Regions from separate parts of the Homo sapiens genome. Here region 1 is linked to region 2. A link is a loop called in an ENCODE intact Hi-C map of the cell type or tissue named here. Cell type or tissue: ascending aorta. All regions are shown on one strand. Each heading gives the region's core, and the rest is flanking DNA. Links, peaks and the distances in the headings are about the cores only. Region 1 overlaps LOC105370025 (a long non-coding RNA gene). Region 2 has its middle 6.5 kb from the start of CCDC60.

The links. Hi-C counts contacts between places; a loop is a spot of excess contacts. Peaks named below come from ENCODE experiments on the same cell type or tissue, not always from the same donor. Only the 100,000 strongest peaks of a DNase experiment are listed, where the experiment ranks them.
Region 1: it touches region 2 in a loop (2.8-fold over the local background); 2 of 110 quality-filtered maps call a loop at or near these places.

The regions. Positions count from the first base shown.
Region 1 is chr12:119,245,983-119,248,902 of GRCh38, reverse strand. All of the region lies in intron 1 of LOC105370025 (a long non-coding RNA gene), which reads left to right. Among named protein-coding and RNA genes, the nearest start is that of LINC00934, 56 kb to the left of the region's middle. In ascending aorta, for the core only: no CTCF peak of the experiment used is centred there; no DNase peak of the experiment used is centred there; H3K27ac peaks cover 1,931 bases.
Region 2 is chr12:119,326,806-119,329,725 of GRCh38, reverse strand. No RefSeq gene overlaps it. Among named protein-coding and RNA genes, the nearest start is that of CCDC60, 6.5 kb to the left of the region's middle. In ascending aorta, for the core only: a CTCF peak has its summit at 1,396; a DNase peak (open chromatin) is centred at 1,383; H3K4me3 peaks cover 349 bases.

The DNA.
Region 1 (2,920 bases), core at 203-2,702, 81 kb after region 2:
TCAACAAACGGGTATTGAGTGCCTACTGTATACCAGACATATAGCAGACAGTAGAAATGTGGTCTCCAACGTCTGGCAGAATCAGTAAAAAAACTCCTTGGGTCAGATGCATTCATATGCTACTGGTAGGAATATAAATTTTTTACAGCTTTCCTGGAGCGTAATTGAACAATATGTATAAGAGATTTAAGAGATGTGCATGCCCATTGACCCAACAATTGGCCTTCTAATAATTTATGATAAGGGGATAATCACTTATGTGTGCAAAGATTTAGCTGCAGCTGTGTTCATTGCAACATTATTTACAAAAGCAAAGAAAAAATCTTTGAAAAACCTAATTGTTCAATGACAAGGAATTATATAAATTCGTGATGACATATCGTTAGGATGGCATACTAGAAAATCATTTAAAAGAATATTAGAAGAGAATATTTATTGACATGGGGAACAGTTAATTACACATTTTTTTTTTTTTTGAGGTGGAGTCTCGCCCTGTTGCCCAGGCTGGAGTGCAGTGGCATGATCTCGGCTCACTGCAACTTCCGTCTCCTGGGTTCAAGCGATTCTCCTGCCTCAGTCTTAGCGAGTAGCTAGGATTACAGGTGCCTGCCACCATGCCCAGCTAATTTTTGTATTTTCAGTGGAGGCGAGGTTTCACCATGTTGGTCAGGCTGGTCTTGAACTCCCAACTTCAAGTGATCCTACCACCTTGGCCTCCTAAAGTGGTGGGAAATGATACATTGTTAAGTTACAGTAAACAAATAAAATGTCTAATAAATAGTATGATCTAAATTTTCTGGAAAAAAAAATGTCTGCAATTGTGTGGAAAAAAGACGGGAAGGAAATGCACTATTCTGGGAAGATGAGAATTTGTGTTACATTTAGATTCTTCTCTGGGGTTCTTCTGATTTTTTTTTCCCAGTGATAATGTGTTACTTGTTATTTTCAAAACAGAAAAAGCTGTTTTGAAAAGAGATAGCTGTGAACAGGAGCCAGAAATGAAATGGAAACTGTTGGGAATTAAGCAGGCTTGGGGACTAGCTGGGCTCTAGCCTGGCTTATTTCCTCTGTGGGTTCATTCTACTCTCTCTACTTACTGGGTGTGTTAGGCCATTCTTGTGTTGCTATAAAGGAATGCCTGAATCTGAGTAACTTATAAAGAAAAGAGGTTTAATTGGCTCACAGTTCTGCAGGCTGTACATACAGGAAGCATGGTTGGCATCTGCTCAGCTTTTGGATGACCTCAGGAAGCTTACAATCATGGCAGAAGGTGAAGGGGGAGCTGATGTATCACGTGGTGAGAGCAGGAGCAAGAGAACAAGGGGAGGTGCCACACACTTTTAAACAACCGGATCTCACAAGAACTCACTCACTATTGCAAAGAAGGCACCAAGCGGATGGTGTTAAAAGTCCACCCCCATGATCCACTCACCCCGCACCAGGCCACACCTCCAACATTGGGGATTACCTTTCAATCTGAGATTTGGGGGCACAAACATCCAAACCCTTTCATTGCTTACCCATGGTTCTGCTGCCTCTAAACCTCTGCCTGCTTCTGGTCTATCAGAGCCTCTCCAGCCAGAAGTCAACCTCATGACTTTGCTACTTCAGTGCCAAAGTATGACTATTTTGGTCTCCGGGTATATTTAGTTCTCTGGATATACTATACATAGTCCAAATTTCCAGAAGAGAGAGACTCCTCTCTTCTTTACCAGGCCAAGGCCTATGTCATTGACTGGATCAGACCTGATCTGGTGGCTCATATCTAATCAGGTGTGGTCCAATCAGCAGTGGGCCAGAGTCAAGGGTTACTGGGCTCATATCTTAACCAGGGCATGGAGGTGGGGCATTTCCCTTTAGGATGCTGTGTGGTTGGACGGTCCCAGTGATAGACATCTTCAGCACAACAGTCCAATCAAATAATTTAAATAATGCAGGGCCCAAATATCTGCATGGAAACCAGATCCCAAGTCTTTGTTCTCAGCTTTGATCAACTAAATTAAGCCACTGTTGATTCTTACTGATTTTGGCGCTGACATCACAGCTCACACAATTTTGGGGGACAGGGTATTAGGCCTATCCAACTGAAATAGATAATGAATCTAAGCTTTATTAGGGTTATAGATGCAGACAAGGCAAAATCAAAGTTAGATCATTGTCAAAAGGGTTGGATCTGTATAGCATAGCATGTTACTGATAATAACAGCTATCATTTTTCATACAATAGTATATAATTTACTACCTGCCAGGCACTGAGCTTCACAGGTATCATTCTAGTGACTCCTCAAACAATCTCGTTGTCAGTAAGGTACGGTTATAATTAATTCCCATCTCATAGATAACGAAACTGAAGATCAGGGAATTTAAGTAACTTTTTCCCAGGTCACACATGACTAGGAGGTCACTGGGTTAGAATTCAAACCCAAGCCTTTTGTAATTCCAGATTCTGTGGGCTTTACCACCTCTCAATACCACCCAAATACTTTCTGTCCAAACCCCTTATTTTGGAATAATTAAAAAGAATTACCATCACTTCTGGCCATTCTCTGGCATTTTATCTAGAGCAGGATAAGACTCTGGCTCAGTCTTTCCCAGGCCAGACAGGTCATGTGACTATAATAATTGGAATGTTTTTGCTAGCAACAATGGGAATCCCAACACAAACTGGGAATGTGTTAGTTCAACAATTGAACAAACTTCTGCTTCTCATGAGAAGGGAGTAGCAGGAATGAGATTTTTTTTCCTCCTGCTTAAAACAACCAAAAAATAGATACAATGTATGATGCAATGGTTTTTAAACTTTGGATCTTAGGAAACAGAGGACAGTTAACCTTGAAAGACAGGAAACAAAGTGAGCCCTGGGTTTGCTCCAGCATACTGCTTTGAGAGACTTTCCACGCTGCAGCCTAGGAGGATTCGA
Region 2 (2,920 bases), core at 189-2,688:
CACCTTCATTTTCTGTAGGACGTTAATTTTTGTGCAGTTCTCACTTTTTATCACAGCAACTGCCCCAAATCCAGCTTTTTCAAAGATATTTCATGAAAGGAATGTCGTGGAATCTACTGTTGAAACTGAGTGCACTAGTCAGCTCAGGCTGCAGTAACAAAGCACTGCAGACTGGGAGGCTTAAACAATGGACATTTATTTTCTCACAGTTTTGTGGCAGAAGTTTGGGATCAAGGTATCAGCAGGCTTGGTTCCTTCTCAGGCCTCTCTCCTTGGCTTGCAGACGGCAGCCCTCTCCCTGCGTCTTCACATGGTCTTTCCTCCGCACCCTTCTGTGTCCAGATCTCCCCTTCTTCTAAGGACCCCAGTCCTGATCAAGAGAGTACTTACTAGGAAGCACCCAAGTGGATCACTCAGGTTCCATATGTGTTCCTTCCTGCTCCTATCTGTGTAACTGCTGATCAGGGTCAATTGTCCTTGCCAAAATTGTGACTCCTCTTCTCACCTGCTGGTTCCTGGACACAAGGAGTTCAAAGTGTCTGGTGGCAGCTGTAGCTAAGAGTTAATACAATCCATGCTGTGTGCCCTGGCAAGAGTGTACCCACTTTGGGAACCTGGACCTCTCACCCTGCAGAGCCCAGATGAGGGCCCACCTCATGACCTCGTTTTAATGTCAAGACATCTGTAAAGACCCTGTCTCCAAATAAGGCCACCTTCTGAGGTATTAGGGGTTAGAACTTCAACACGTAAATCTTAGAGGGGCACAGTGTAGCCTTCAAAATTGAACTATGTGTCACTAGTAGTTCATATGGCATTCAATAGATGTTGCCGTGTTTCCCTTAAAAATTAAAAATACATGTAGCCTCTTCTGTGAATTTGCTGTGGCACTCTGGGGCACTTTGGTACACCGTTTGGGAACCACAGGGCTATAGGAATGCATTCTGCCTTTTTTTTTTTTTTTTTTTTTAGATGGAGTCTTGCTGTGTCAACCAAGCTGGAGTGCAGTGGCACCATCTTGGCTCACTGCAACCTCCACCTCCCAGGTTCAAGTGATTCTCCTGCCTCAGCCTCCCAAGTAGCTGGGATTTCAGGCACATGCCACCATGCCCGGCTAATTTTTTGTATTTTTAGTAGAGAAGGGGTTTCACCGTGTTAGCCAGGATGGTCTCGATCTCCTGACCTTGTGATCCACCTGCCTTGGCCTCCCAAAGTGCTGGGATTACAGGCATGAGCCACAGCACCCGGTCCATTCTGCCTTTAAGCAGAGCAGGCTAGAAGTGCAAGAAGTTAACACCCATGGGGATAGCCATAAAGCAACGACTAATGGGAATTAGTGGATAAATACTCTGCCTCCTCAACCCTTGGGTAGGACAAGTCTGGAGTATGGTCTACACTGCCCCCAGTGGTACCCTGCAGGACTGACTTATAGGAAACACCACTGCCTACGGTCACTGCCTGCTCCACCCAAACAACCCACACTGGCTTTTTTCCTTTTCCTGTCTCATTTTCCCACTCCCCTTCTGGTACTTCCTGGATAGCCTCCCAATAAACTACTTATATCCAAGCTATTTCCCTGGGTCTGCTCCTGGGGAACCAACTTAGGTTAGTGTTGACTGAAATAATCTGGGGAGGTCAGACTCGAATCAGGCTCTGACACTGAGTCATAGCGCGTTGTCAGGACACCTGAATTTTTTCCTCTCCCTCATCTCATTACATGGGGTTCCTATCTCCTTTGATCACCTCGTCCCATAATCTCCTTCTTACCATTGCTCTCAAGTTTATCATAAAGAGTTTCTTGATATTCTCCACCTCCCTTAAACACGGAGAGGCCAACATGTTTTCAGATACGTAAATACATCCCCCAACGGTGAAATATTTGACAACCGAGATATGAAGTGATTGTTTAATGCTTAATTCCTGACTGATTTATGCAAAATATTAACTGAAGGACGTGAAGCGACAGGCATTCTCTCCTCCCGATTTGCCAAAAAGAAAAGTATCTGAAGGGATTAAAAATAGACATATCAAGCAGAAGAAAAATTTTGGAATGTGTCAGACGCCAGCTGGGGCAGCTGAAGAGAAAGCTTGAAATCTGGTAAACACTTGAATTTCAGTCAGTAATACATATGTTTGGCATTAAAAACCTATTGAAAAAGTCATCATTTTTGGAATATCTTTAATATGCTTTTTTTGTGTGTTGCATCTAGCACCCAGAAAACTCCTTCTGGGTATTTTTACTGAAATGTCAGCACTGGATTTACAAATTATGGGGCCCAGGGCAAGAGTACAACTTGGGGCTCCCTTGACACCTGGTAGCTGGCAATCTATTGAAGAATTGTTTCCAGGTTGAAATACCACTGGATAATGTGTATTTGTACCACCTTGTGGATTCCTGTCCTTTGTTAGATTAAAGAATTACCGCATGCTACAGGGCCCTTGTGGGGTCTCTGGCCCCACATCCCATTCCTACTCTATCCTCCAAACCACAGCCCCAGGCGAGAGGTGAATTTGGATCTTTGAGACTGAAGAGAAGAAAATGTAATGTTAACCTGCTTCTACTCTCCTTTCTTTTTAACTTTGGTATGTCCGGTGTATTAGTCAGTTTTCACACTGCTATAAATAAATACCTGAGACTGGGTAACTTATATTAAAAATAAGAAGAAGTTTGTTTAATTGCCTCACAGTTCTGCAGGCTGTACGGGAAGCTTGGCAGCATTTGCTTCTGGGGAGGCCTCAGGAAGCTTTTACTCATGGTGGAAGGCAAAGTGGGAGTGGGTGTCTTACATGGTGGGAGCAGGACCAAGGTGGGGGGTGATGCCACACAACTTTAAACAACCAGGTCTCATGAGAACTCACTATTGCGATGCGATGACAACACCAAGAAGGGATGGTGTTAAACCATGAAAAACCTCCCCCATGA